Linked DNA regions of Homo sapiens: region 2 is linked to region 1. The links are chromatin contacts, found by Hi-C or POLR2A ChIA-PET in ENCODE. All regions are on one chromosome and are shown on one strand. The core of a region is the stretch at or near the end of the contact, and the rest is flanking DNA. Distances in the headings are between cores, read along the strand shown. Region 1 has its middle 4.7 kb from the start of FOXJ2. Region 2 holds the start of H2AJ (H2A.J histone).

Region 1 (6,602 bases), core at 1,215-3,714:
AATGTTAAAGCATCGCTGAGCTCTAAGTATAAGAAAAACTCTGGACTAGGCTGGGTGCAGGGGTTCATGCCTGTTATCCCAGCACTTTGGGAGGCCGAGGAGGGTGGATCACGAGGTCAAGAGATCGAGACTATCCTGGCCAACATGGTGAACACCCGCCTCTACTAAAGATACAAAAAAATTAGTTGGGTGTGGTGGCATACCTGTAGTCCCAGCTACTTGGGAGGCTGAGGCAGGAGAATCGCTTGAAGCCAGGAGGCAGAGGTTGCAGTGAGCCAAGATCACGCCACTGCACTCCAGACAGAGCAAGACTCTGTCTTAAAAAAAAAAGGAAAGAAAAACTCCGGACTAGAAAAAAAGTGTACATCATGCTAAGGAAGCAAATGATTCCATAACTAACATAGTATAGATGATACCTCTCAAGCTCTCAAATAATTTCTTCCTAGTCTCTTGCCTCAGATTGTAGGATAAACACTTTATGTTCCATTCACTGAATGTAGAGGACATCTTTTCACTAATCCCACCTATCTTTTCAATTTTTCCAGGAAGGTAGGTTGAGGGGAAATCTGCTTTCAAATTTTAAAGGCCTCAAGGTGTTAGGAGGAAAACAGCATTTTCTCATGGAAGTAGCATCTCAGGTAGGTTTGTGAAGTAGCATCTCAGGTAGGTTTGTGAAGCAGATCTACTTCAAGTCTCGCATTTTTAGGATTTTTCCAGCATTATTTTTTTATTTATGAGACGGAGTCTCGCTGTGTTGCCCAGGCTGGAATGCAGTGGCAACATCTCGGCTCACCGCAACCTCGCCTCCCTAGTTTAAGCGATTTCCGGCTAATTTTTGCATTTTTTAGCAGAGACTGGGTTTCACCATGTTGGACAGGCTGGTCTCGAAATCCTGACCTCAGGTGATCCGCCCGCCTTGGCCTCTCAAAGTGCTAGGATTACAGGCGTGAGCCACCGTGCCCAGCAGTGTACTTTATAAAAGTCTTCTCCCTCTGGTTTGGTTCACATCATCAGTTGACTACCTACTATGTATCCGACACTGCCGGGCACCAGAGATAAGATGTAGTTCTCAGCAAGGCGCGGTGGCTCACGCCTGTAATCCCAACATTTTGGAAGGCTGCGGTGGGCGGATCATTTGAGGTCAGAAGTTCGAGACCAGCCTGGCCAACATGGTGAAACCCCGTCTCTACTAAAAATACAAAAAACATTAGCTGGGCGTGGTGGCGGGCGCCTGTAGTCCCAGCTACTCGGGAGTCTGAGGCAGGAGAATCGTTTGAATCCCGGAGAGTGCAGTGAGCCGAAATCACGCTTCAGCCTGGGTGATGGACCGAGACCCTGTCTAAAGAAAAAAAATGAATAAAAAAAATAAAAAAAGATGTAGTTCTCTAACGAGGAAGGCTTCTGTATGTGATTAATGCCCTTCATTCAGAGAAATCTTTACAGTTCTTTTCACCTGCATCTACTCTCTCCAACTATTATACGAATGGTTTCTAACCCAACTGCTTGAATACTGTGATCCAGGGTCAGTCTTCAGCTTTCTAATATTAGAGAAACTTAGTTTTCCCTGTCCTTGTCTAAAGGCAGGGTGAAACCCTTTTCCTTTCCTCCGTGTCATTCATTCTCTTATGTAACGTAAACAAATGGGAAGTCTGGGACCAAAGGCTCATAAGAATTTAATTATCATGCAGATTCCAGAAAGCCAGTGTACACGCAGACTTCGGAGGCAGTAAACAGGAAACCATCGATCCCGTGCAGGAAATGACCTTGTTTGAAGGCAACGAAGGTGTCGCGGATTTCCCTCGTTTTCCTTCAGTTCCTTTCTAAACTCATTTCCGTGTTTCAATCAGTTTGGTCCTTCTCTACATTAACAGAGTCCCCCCGGCCCAGAGAGAATGGCAAACAGACCCTTCCCTTTAGTGGACATTTTTATGTCTTGTTTTACATCACTGCAAATCTCAGCCAATCAGTAGTTGGGGTAGGAGGTACCAAAATAATCCTCACTTCCTCCCCCAAATACCACCCCTCGCGTGCGTCATCCTGTGATAGATTACCAACGCAGCCAATCAACAAGCGATCTTGGGCCGGGCCTACCCGAACCCCAGCCAATTAAGAGGAAGATGAAGAATTGGGGCGGAGGATGGAAAACTTGCCACCTCTTTTGGAAATGATTTGAAGAGGTGCGTCCGGAACGAGGGAAACTTACGACTTTTGCTAACGATCGCGGCGTGCTGTGTATCTCCTGTGCCAGTTCTGTCTCCCCAAGACCCCACCCCAAGATGGGCCCCATGGCCCACGTACCCGGCCCCCAGTTTCAGTAGGACGTGTCCTTATCCCTGAGGTCCTCCAGAAAGGAACCCAACCCCAATGGCCCGTGCTTCACACGCTCCTCCCCGCGCCGGTGGAGTAGGGGGCAGGAGAGACCTGCTGCCTCTGGCGCCAACCTTTCCATTCAGTGCGTCTTTCCTGCCTAGCCCACGTTCCCGGGCCGGAGCTGACACGGGGGTGGGAGGAGCCGAGTGCTTGCTCGTCTTGGGCAGAGGCGAAAGCTTCTTAAGGTGGAACAGGAATGTTGGGCTGCTGGGCCTCTACCGCTGGGATGTGCCGGCCCCTGCTTCCCAACCTCGCCTCCCAGTTTTTCATCTCTTGTTCCCTGGCTCCAGTCTAATTTTTAGGGGAGTGGAAATCAAACAGGCTGGGAAGAGGATAGAAAAATAACGTAGAAAAGCTGGGCGCGGTGGCTCACGCCTGTAATCCCAGCACTTTGGGAGGCCAAGACGGGCGGATCACGAGGTCAGGAGATCGAGACCACCCTGGCTAACACGGTGAAAACCCGTCTCTACTAAAAATACAAAAAATTAGCCGGGCGTGGTGGCAGGCGCCTGTAGTCCCAGCTACTCGGGAGGCTGAGGCAGGAGAATGGCGTGAACCCGGGAGGCGGAGCTTGCAGTGAGTCGAGATCGTGCCACCGCACTCCAGCCTGGGCGACAAGAGCGAAAACTCCGTCTCAAAAAAAAAAAAAAAAAAAAAAGGAAAGTTAACGTAGAAAACTGTAAATAATAAACAGTTATGTAAAGGAAATACAAACTATACAGATAACTTCACCTTTATGATTTAATATCTTGCGTTCTATTCCCCCCATTACTTTTTATTTTTTCAATTCCCATAGAGTCAATGGTGACCCCATTATCTTTTAAAGTAGCAGTTAGAATTTTTCTGATGGTGCAAATGTAAGCTCATATTTTGTCTGATAAATATTACTAAATGAATCGTTTCTATGTTGGTTTAGTTTCTCTCTAATAGACCTGACTAGAGTCATTAAAAGAGGTCAGAACTCTGTGTCTAGTGGCGGCAGGCTACCCCCTACTCCGTTGATCACAGGTCCCCAGGAATCTGGAAGAGTGGAGATGCGGTCTTGGCTGTGGTTCAGTTGTCTCATTTGTAAATGGGAATAACATTTCCCCACCTCGTAGGTTTAGTGTCAATCCTAAAAGACCTAGTGTAAATGAAAACATTGTAATCTGAAAGGTGTAAACAGACATTAGGTAGTATTACACATACAAAGCATATAATAATAGTAAACATAGTCCTAGCTATGTTCCAGCATTTTTAAACAGTACTTTAAATTTAATTTTTATTTTTTGAGATGGAGTCTCCGATCTGTCGCCCAGGCTGGAGTGCAGTAGCGCGATCTTGGCTTACTGCAACCTCTGCCTCCCAGGCTCAAGCGATTCTTCTTCCTCAGCCACCCGAGTAGCTGGAGCTACAGGTGCGTGCCGCCACACCCGACTAATTTTTGCATTTTTAGTGAAGACAGGGGTATCACCATATTGGCCAGGCTAGTCTCGAACTCCTGACCTCGTGATCCGCCCGCCTCAGACTCCCAGTGTTGGGATTACAGGTGTGAACCACCACGCTCGGCTAAACAGTACTTTTTAAAAAATTGTTTATCTTGTAATAATTCAAACACACACAAAAGTAGAGAAAATAAGATTTTTTTTTTTTTGAGACAGTCTCATTCTGTCACTCAGGCTGGAGTGCAATGGCACGATCTCAGCTCACTGCAACCTCCGCCTCCCGGGTTCAAGCAATTCTCCTGCCTCAGCCTCCCGAGTAGCTGGGATTGCAGGCACCTGCTATCATGCCCAACTAATTTTCATATTTTTGTAGAGACGGGGTTTCTCCATGTTGGTCAGGGTGGTCTTGAACTCCTGACCTCAGGTGATCCACCTGCCTTGGCCTCCCAAAGTGCTGGGATTACAGGCATGAGCCACCACGTCTGGCCCAGAGAATAGCATTTTAAAAAAACTGTTGTAAAAAGCAACATTCGTTCAATCTTTCATCTATCATCTGTACTCCTCTCCCCCATTACTTGATTATTTTGAAGCAAATTTCAGGCATTTCATGTCTAAATACTTTAGTATTCATAAATATTCATAAAATGGTAATTCCATTAGCACCTAAAGTATACAATAATTGTTTGATATCGCCCTCAGTATTGGAATTTTACCAGTTGTCTCATAATATTTTTTCCAGTTGCTTTGTTTTAATCAGGATCCCTCAAAAGGTCTACATATTGTATTTGATGGACATGTCTCTTGGTCCACATATATTGCATTTGGTTGATAAGCCTCTCAGTCTCTAGGTCCTTCCTCCTTCAGGCATTTAACTAAATATATTACATGTATAAAGGCACATAATCCCTTCACAACATTATGAAATAGGTACTATTATTATCCCCATTTTACTGATGAGGAAACTGAGTCACAAAGCAGTTAAATGACTTACCTAAATTCTCACAATTATTAGGACTCACAGTTGAGAACCACTATTTTTGTTTCACGTAATACACAGTCTCTAATAAGTGCTTCCAAAACGTGCGTTGTAGCATATTAGTCTCCAATTTTATAAAGAATAGTTTTGCTCAAGGTAAATTAACACTCATGAATAATTATATAACATGTTTTATTACAAAGAAGAGTGGATCCTTACATTTTAATTTCTGTATGTTTCAGTGACTTAAAAAATCCTTCTCCGTATTACCCGCCTTAATAGAAAGTAAAGTGAGAATGAATGTAAGTGCTTCCCCCCAATCTTAGGGCAAAACCATACCAAACCAGCCTTGTCAGTTTCTTTTAATTTTAAAAATTACATAAGCAAATCTACACAAACACTAATTATAGATACATTAAAAAATGAAGTAAATTAAAATAATCCATAAACTCACATCTTTGGTGTGTATCCATCTTCTATGTGTCTATTGGTATGCACACAAATATATGCATGAACATATATATATTTTAAAAAGCAACTATATGATTGCATTATACAAATTTTAAAATATTATTTTCTCACTCAAATAAGTCAGATATATAAAACAATGGTTCTTTAAAATAATGTATGCCTACTGCAAAATATCTAAATGATAAAGAACATTATAAAAATAAAACAACTCCACTCACTCTACCTTTCAGAGATAAATACAATTATTCTTGCAAATGCTAAATAGTACTCTGTTGTACAGATGTGCCATAATATATTTAAAATTACCCTATTTTGGATATTTAGGTCTTTTCTAATTTTCCAGTTACAAAAAATACTGCAGCAAATGTCTTGTAAAAACCAAATAATTTCTTGAGCTTTTTATTTTTCCAAATTGCCAGGAAGATTCTAATCCTTCCCTCATGTTTCCATTTTTAGTACAACTGCCTGTCACTCAAGCCCTCCAATTTCCATACACAGGAAATGTCAAAAACGGTTGAAACATAACAAAACATCTAATACATAGCAAGAAAGATTTGCCGCCAAATTATCTGCGTGTGGGAGAATTATTTAATGCCTCAAAGAGAGGAAAAATACATCTTTAAACCTGAATATAGGAAGTGTGAGCAGGAAGAACAGGCTTGTTTTGGTTTACTGCCTTTAATTTTGAGGATGACTTTAAATTCTGATCGCTCCGGACAATGGTATAGAAGTCAAGAGCTGGGCATCGGAGTCATTTGGATTTAAGTCCTGACTCTGCTACTTACTAATTAAGCGAACTCACACATAGTATCTGTAAGTCACAATTTTCTCATCTGTAAAAGAAGTATAATAATAGTGTCTTAGGGAATCGCTAGAATCATCAATGTGACAACACATGCAGAATGCTCAGTGCAATGCCTGGCATATTGTAAATATAATTATTCATATAATATATACATACAACTTAAGTATGCAGTCTTTTGGGGGCAATTCAAATATTTTGCAAGCAATATTTTTGTATTCGTATTATCTTTTTTTTTTTTTTTTTTTGAGACGGTGTCTCACTGTCTCCCAGGCTGGAGTGCAGCGGCACGATCTGGGCTTACTGCAACCTCCGTCTCCCAGTTTCAAGTGATTCTCCTGCCTCAGCCTCCCAGGTAGCTGGGATTACAGGCACGCACTACCACGCCTGGCTAATTCTTTTTTTTTTTTTTTTTTTTTAGACGGAACCTGGCTCTGTCGCCCAGGCTGGAGTGGAGTGGCGCGGTCTCGGCTCACTGCAACCACCGCTTTCCGGGTTCAAGCGATTCTCCTGCCTTAGCCGGCACTACAGGCGTCCGCCACCGCGCCGGGCTAATTTT
Region 2 (6,602 bases), core at 1,143-3,642, 6.7 Mb after region 1:
TGTCACCGCTCTTCAAAGGTGTCAGGACCCTGTCTTCTCTAAAGGTTTTACTGTGTTAAAAAGCAGCTGTTATTTAGAGGATGAGTCATAAGTCTTTCCCAGGTAGTTAATTAGGATTCTGAGCAATGAATTTTAGTAAGTGGGGCTTCTTTGTCCCTGGTCTTGAAGATAAGCCTTTACAGCAGGAAGACTTTATGGTAAAATTTTGTTATATTTATAAATGCCTATAGTTTACATTTGTTTCAATCCATGCCCATCTTCATAACCCAAAAGGTATTTATTTTTCTTTTACTTTTTGTTAAAGATAAAAGAGTTGGAACACTGTCTTGAATGGCTGGAAAAAGTCCTGAATGGTCGAACTTCACTCATGATTTTAATATTTGACTCAGAGGGAAGAGGAAAAGTCTATCAGATCTTGAAGAGATAAGAATTATTGTAATGGGGCCGGGCGCGGTGGCTCACGCCTGTAATCCCAGCGCTCTGGGAGGCCGAGGAGGGCGGATTACGAGGTCAGGAGATCGAGACCATCCTGACTAACATGGTGAAACCCCATCTCTACTAAAAATACATAAAAATTAGCCGGGCGTGGTGGCGGGCGCCTGTAGTCCCAGCTACTCGGGAGGCTGAGGCAGGAGAATGGCGTGAACCCGGGAGACGGAGCTTGCAGTGAGCCGAGATCGCGCCACTGCACTCCAGCCTGGGCGACAGAGCGAGACTCCGTCTCAAAAAAAAAAAAAAAAAATTATTGTAATGGTAAAATCGGTTGACTTACTTATAGTTAAGCTTTCTAAGAAATCAAGACTAGAACATTTTCAAATTAGAAATCTCTTGCTTATTGGAATAAAAGAAAAAAAATCGTGTCTAAAATAGTAATACTTTTAAAAACTCTTGAAAATTCCCCAAGATACAGGCAAAAATTTAAGCTAGTTTACAGAACTCATTCCAGGAACATCTCGTTAAAAACTGCATCAGAGATTTGTATGCCCATTTATTTGGTATATCTAAGAGTTATTGGATGCTTACTAACGTATTTAATTTTCAAAACACTTTGATACAGGTAGAGGAGTCAAATAACTTATCAAAGGTCACTGCTCAGTGGTAAAGCCAGGATTTAGGCTGAGGCAGACTGGCTCCGGAAAGACCGCCTAAACCATGACAATAGCTCTGAAGACATTTATTGAGTCCCCAGTATGGGTTCATCATTGTTCTAGGCAGTAATGACATATACATAAATATTTGAAAATGTTATTTCAATGAAGTCAAATCTTTATTCGGATAGTGAGAAGGTAAATTTGCTTTACTTTAAATGTAAATGAATCCACATAAAATGTTTATTTTAAAAAGCAAGCGTTCAACATTACATCACGTATCGGTGTTAACTGTGTTACTGAAAATGTTCAGGTAAAAATGAAATGACCTCGATGAATTAGGAGAAAGTAATTTTTAATTAAAACAAAACACTTGAAACACTCTTTTTGTTTCAAAAAGCATGGGTCCACAATTCAGGTATATAAGAATAAGCTGCCATTCTGACTTTAGTCTCTGGACTCATTTACAAAGAGACCCGGGGGACCTCCACGTCTTCGCAGAGGACCCGATCCGCTGATCTGTGGCGCCCTGGCTTGCGGGGAGCAAGCCAAGGCCAAGACTTTGGCCTCTCCAATAAAACCTAGTGGCTCTTTGCAGGCCCATAGCCTCAAAGACAAAAGATATTTTGGCTAGGCGAGCTTGTTCCTCCCGTCAGCACAGGAAGCATTCACGTCTGGTCATCACTCTAGCTTCAGACTCAAAAGTGAACGATTGGCTGGCTGTGAGCCGCAGGACCCTGCGGGGAGACCAGGGTGGTCTCTACACTGTTGGGTAGCTAGCTGGAGGCAAGGCGCTTGTATAAGAAACAGTCCACGGACCCTGTCCTGGGCAGGCAGAATTCCGCGGACAGGCTGTTGTTTCGCCTAAGCAGCACGGGCTGCGGAGACAGAAACCTACCTGAGTAGTACGGTGTATTATATGAGAACATCCACTTAGCATAGCAACGTCTACGGACAACCCCTGTAGCTCTTCTTCTGGATTGTTTTCTGTTTCCAACCATGTTTTCTTATTTCCTACGAGTTTATGTGCTTGGAAGCGAGCGTGGTCGTGGAAAACCCGTAACCGCTAAATTCATCTGGGTCCCCAAAGACTGAGCCGGCTGGCCTCGTTATTTATGTGAGCGGCTATGTAAATGAGGATTCGGAGATTGCTCTATTGATTGGAGAGAGCTGGAGGAGGCGGTCTCTCTTCCAGAGCGCTAGTTGGGAGCGGAGCCTGCCTGTCATTGGTCACCAGAGCCAATGGAAAGGGGCTGCCGCGCGGCCGTAAAGAGTTTGTAGAGGCAGTTCGGGTGCGGTACGTTGCATTCCGGTACCGGACGCCGAGAGCGGTTTGTCTCCGTCTCTGGAGTTGTAGGCGAGAGGTGATCATGTCCGGTCGCGGGAAACAGGGCGGCAAAGTGCGAGCAAAGGCCAAATCCCGCTCCTCCCGCGCGGGCCTGCAGTTCCCGGTGGGCCGAGTGCACAGACTGCTGCGCAAAGGGAACTACGCGGAGCGAGTGGGCGCCGGGGCGCCGGTGTACCTGGCGGCGGTGTTGGAGTACCTTACGGCGGAGATCCTGGAGCTGGCTGGCAACGCCGCGCGTGACAACAAGAAGACCAGGATAATTCCCCGCCACCTGCAGCTCGCCATCCGCAACGACGAGGAGTTAAACAAGCTGCTGGGCAAAGTGACCATCGCTCAGGGCGGCGTCCTGCCCAACATCCAGGCCGTGCTGCTGCCCAAGAAGACGGAGAGTCAGAAGACGAAGAGCAAATGACCCTGACGCCGCCCTCAGGGAGCTGGCTCCCCCAGCAAAGGCCCTTTTCATGGTCGTCCCGCAATGCTTTTGAATGTGCTGGATGTCATGGAGGGCCGGTGACATCTAGCGGGGAGGTGGGCGGCGAGGGTCCCGGCGGGAGCCAATAAAGTTGGTGAAAATCGTTTGGTCGAGAGAGCTGTGTAGTCGCGGGGACATGTCGGATGGCCCCAGGGGAGGGGGGCGACCGGGAAACCCCTGGAGCAGGCACTGGTGGGTGGGCTTGAGCCACTCTGGACGGCTTTAGTCCGCAGGTCACCCTCGAGGCGTCAGGGGAGGGTGGCCTGGAGGTGGGCAGGGTGGAAGCCACCTCGCTGTCAGTAGGGCAAAGGGGAGGCAGAGTCGGTGCGGTGAGGCCTCCTTCGGAATTATTTTTACTTCCCTTTCACAGAGCCTTCGCTCTCCTGCCAGTTTGTGAGCACTCAGGACCAAGTTCTGGGAAGATACCGTCGGATCGAGCTGAGCTCGGGGCAGGAAGTGTCTGCGGCCATATTTTTCAAAAAGTGGAGTAACTTTCCGTCTTGGAAGGGTGGCTCTGATGGCACGATGTCAACTTGAGATTCTTCCTAGCCTAGTAGCTGCTGTGCTTTCATGCTTTGGATATCAGATATCTTTATATAGCACTTTTATGTTCATATTTTTTTTTTAATGAAGGAAACGTTCAATAAGTGAGTCATGAGGTTGGAAATTCGTTCCCCTGACAGTCATATTGCATAACATTGCAGCGCCTTTAGTCGTGGGTTACATATGCTTGAGCTTTTAAAGTGATGTTGTCAAGTTTCTAGCTTCATAATGATCCTGTCTTCATCATATCATATTCACTTTGAGAATCGGTTTGACTTTGCTTTCAAACAAAACAAAAACCTCTTGCTTTTAGGGGTTCTTACCCAACAAATAACCTGTTTGAACTCTCTTATATTCTCCCACTAGCCTGAAGCAATGACCTCATTCCAGTAATGTCTTTGGGAGTTGCATTGCCTAATGGCACAATATTGCTTTAATAAACATGTAAGGAAAGATAGGACCAAATATGTAAGTGCAGGGGGAAACACATTTCAGACCAGGAATCCACATTGAAAAGTTAACACTAGTAATCATCTTCTGCCCTTAATTGACACTCCTATTTATTTCATCCTCAGCAAATTTCATCCTGGCTCACAGACCCCACAAAAAAGATCCCAGTACAGATTTCACATCTTTGGATTCATCTTTCCTGTGAGTCGGAATTGAAGTCTTCCCCAAAAATATATGTATATATTGTATGTCTTCATCCTTGGTAGCGGCTGGCCCATTTTCCCACATGGACTTTATTTTGTCCCCAGTATTTATTGAACAGCTGTCTATGCCAGGCTCTGTACAAAGTGATAGGAGTAGAGCTGTGAATGAGGCCAACCAGATTTCCACTCTCTCGGAGCTCACTTTATTTTTATTGGTTCCTGAAGACGGGACAAGGAACAAATACATACGTTAATATGAGAGATCAGCTTCTGTTAGTACTTGTACCTCTCTGCTGTGTGTGGATGAATGATGGAATTACTTCTCCCATGTTGCCATTTTTGAGGTGTACAAAGGTCAGGCCGTACACACCTCTGTTAGGAGGCAAATTATTGGGCAGGTTCGAGATGTTCTGCTATTTACTCTGTGGTTTTGTCATATGTAAAAGTCATAACACCTGTTTTAAGGATTGAGATTGTTCATTTACTGTGTGCCACATATTAGACAATAAATGGAAAAAAGTACCATGTTCAATGGGGGTATGGGTTTATCCTTATAGGTTAAATTATAGGTAAACATTAATAGGACTTTTTAAAAAATGCCTCATTGTTAGAACTACTACTCACAGTTACCACTTGGGGTCAGTGGAACAAAATGCATATATGGTTTTGACATTTGAGTCTAAATTTCTTAAAGGGATGAGGCATCTGAGGGATTGTTACCAAAATGATGAAGAAATAAGGACAAGGGACATCAAGACATTCATAAGAAAAAGCACCTTTGCCTTCCCCTGGGAAGATTCACAGGAATCTGTCCAGCTCTTGTTACATGATGAGCAACATAGACAAGATACGAGGCATTGTAACTGCCCTGTCGCCACCCGCCTCTCCCACCACTACCCAAAGGATTCTTAGCATCCCCTCACATACTCTGCCTGCCTCAACGTTCAGTCAGCCCCTCACCATTTTTGTTTTTGAGAGTTTTTTTTTTAACCCGAATAGTTTACGGGCTGTTTAAAATGCATACTCCTACAAAATCAGCTCAGCCCATGATCCATGATGAACAAACAGTAGTTCTTGCTGATGTGTGATTATGAATTTAAAAGGCCAGTATTTCTTTAAGCATAAGACCATATGGAAAAAGGCCTAAGACAAAATCTGATGGGAACTGAATTCCAGTTTTTAATAGAGTTATAATCCATAGTTTTATTTACACACAAACACACACACACACACTCTTTCCTGCAGAGATAAGCAAGCCGTTCAGTGTGGCTGTGGCTTGGCCAGGATTTGTTTGATCTTTGTTTTTCCTGCAGGGCCAGTCTTGTCTTTGTGTCCCCGAGGACTGGTCTGTTTAGTTGTGCCTGCCTGGAATCAAAAGGCTTAGTCAGGCCCCATAATTGGTGATGACTGGCATACTATATGCAAACTTCACAATGCCCCTTCCAGTGGTTGAAAGGTCGCATACCATGCTGTGTAAGAACTTTAGCTCTCTGCAATGAGACTTAAATTCAGATTCACTCTACTCCTTATTAGTTATCTGATTTTTGGAAACTTAATCTCTTTAAACCTCAGTTTCATCTCTAAAATGGGCATAATAGTTTACCTCATAGAGTTTGGGGAGAATTGAGTGAATTAATGTGTGTGAGGACACTAAGATTCCCATATAGAAATAGGCTCAATGAATAGTAGCTGTTTTTATTTCTATGTAAAGTGAGTAGCGGTAGTTGATGGGAGCTGTTGAAACAGGTAAACAGCATTCTAGCAATCCTTCGACTTTTGTGATAGCAAACCATAAAAACAATTTTAGTGGCTGTTTTACTAATTAAAGGACATCCACAATTCAATGTATAACAGAAAAAGTAATGATTAAAGCTTGTGAATCTGAATTTGCATTTTCGTTGTTTTTTGTGTGTGTGTTTTGTTTTTTGGTTTTGCCCCTGAAGACAACCTAGTTTAGAATTTATGGCTTGTTAAGTCCACCCACACACATTAAAAATGGACCCTGTTTGTTCAATAATTTATTGAACAATATTATGTGTTACACCTGTGATTGGTAACCAGCTGCCAAGAAACTCTCATAGGACACACACTCAAAAGGAAGATAATAACAGGGTACATGTAGAGAAAAGGAGATGCTCAGGGTGTTAACAGGAACAGGGAATATGGGTACCTGTGTCACTCAGCTGCGTGGGCACACTGGCTGGTGGGAGGTGTAAGCTGGGCTGAGAGGCAGCATGCACGAAGACATGGGGGTCAAAAGGTAACTCCTGCAACTGGATTTGGGTCTGAATCTAGGGGAAAAAATCTGGATTGGAGATAATTATTTGGGAGTCATAACTAAAAATAGCCAGAGTAGATCAAATCATCCAGAAAGAACATATACATGTATAGAGTATAGACCGATATCAAAAATTGCCACAACAGAATTTGAGGATCTGTGAGATTTAATCAATTGGCAGAGGAAGAAGCATCACTAAAGAGAGGAGAGGATGCAGCCG

The links. Hi-C counts contacts between places; a loop is a spot of excess contacts on that map. ChIA-PET counts read pairs that join two places held with the same protein, here RNA polymerase II (POLR2A). Pooled maps may share reads with other maps.
Region 2: a loop to region 1 is called in a map of naive thymus-derived CD4-positive, alpha-beta T cell, with 16 times the contacts of the local background. The contact joins the promoter of H2AJ here to the enhancer-like site in region 1. A Hi-C loop is called at or near these places in 1 of 168 maps with a recorded cell type or tissue (naive thymus-derived CD4-positive, alpha-beta T cell) and 7 of 50 pooled maps. POLR2A ChIA-PET finds 5 or more read pairs at or near these places in 1 of 52 experiments (AG04449).

Annotation. Positions count from the first base shown.
Region 1 is chr12:8,024,672-8,031,273 of GRCh38, forward strand. No RefSeq gene overlaps it. Among named protein-coding and RNA genes, the nearest start is that of FOXJ2, 4.7 kb to the right of the region's middle. RefSeq lists an enhancer at 2,145-2,334. Within about 2 kb of position 2,465, at least 41 of the 41 ENCODE cell types and tissues checked have a DNase peak (open chromatin) inside an H3K27ac peak, as active enhancers do.
Region 2 is chr12:14,772,013-14,778,614 of GRCh38, forward strand. It overlaps H2AJ (H2A.J histone), which reads left to right and starts at 2,393. Exons shown (of 1, transcript NM_177925.5): 1 at 2,393-3,012. The coding sequence starts at 2,459. The coding sequence ends at 2,848. RefSeq lists enhancers at 1,813-2,730, 1,944-2,153, 2,344-2,673, 2,684-2,843, 2,731-3,647 and 1 more.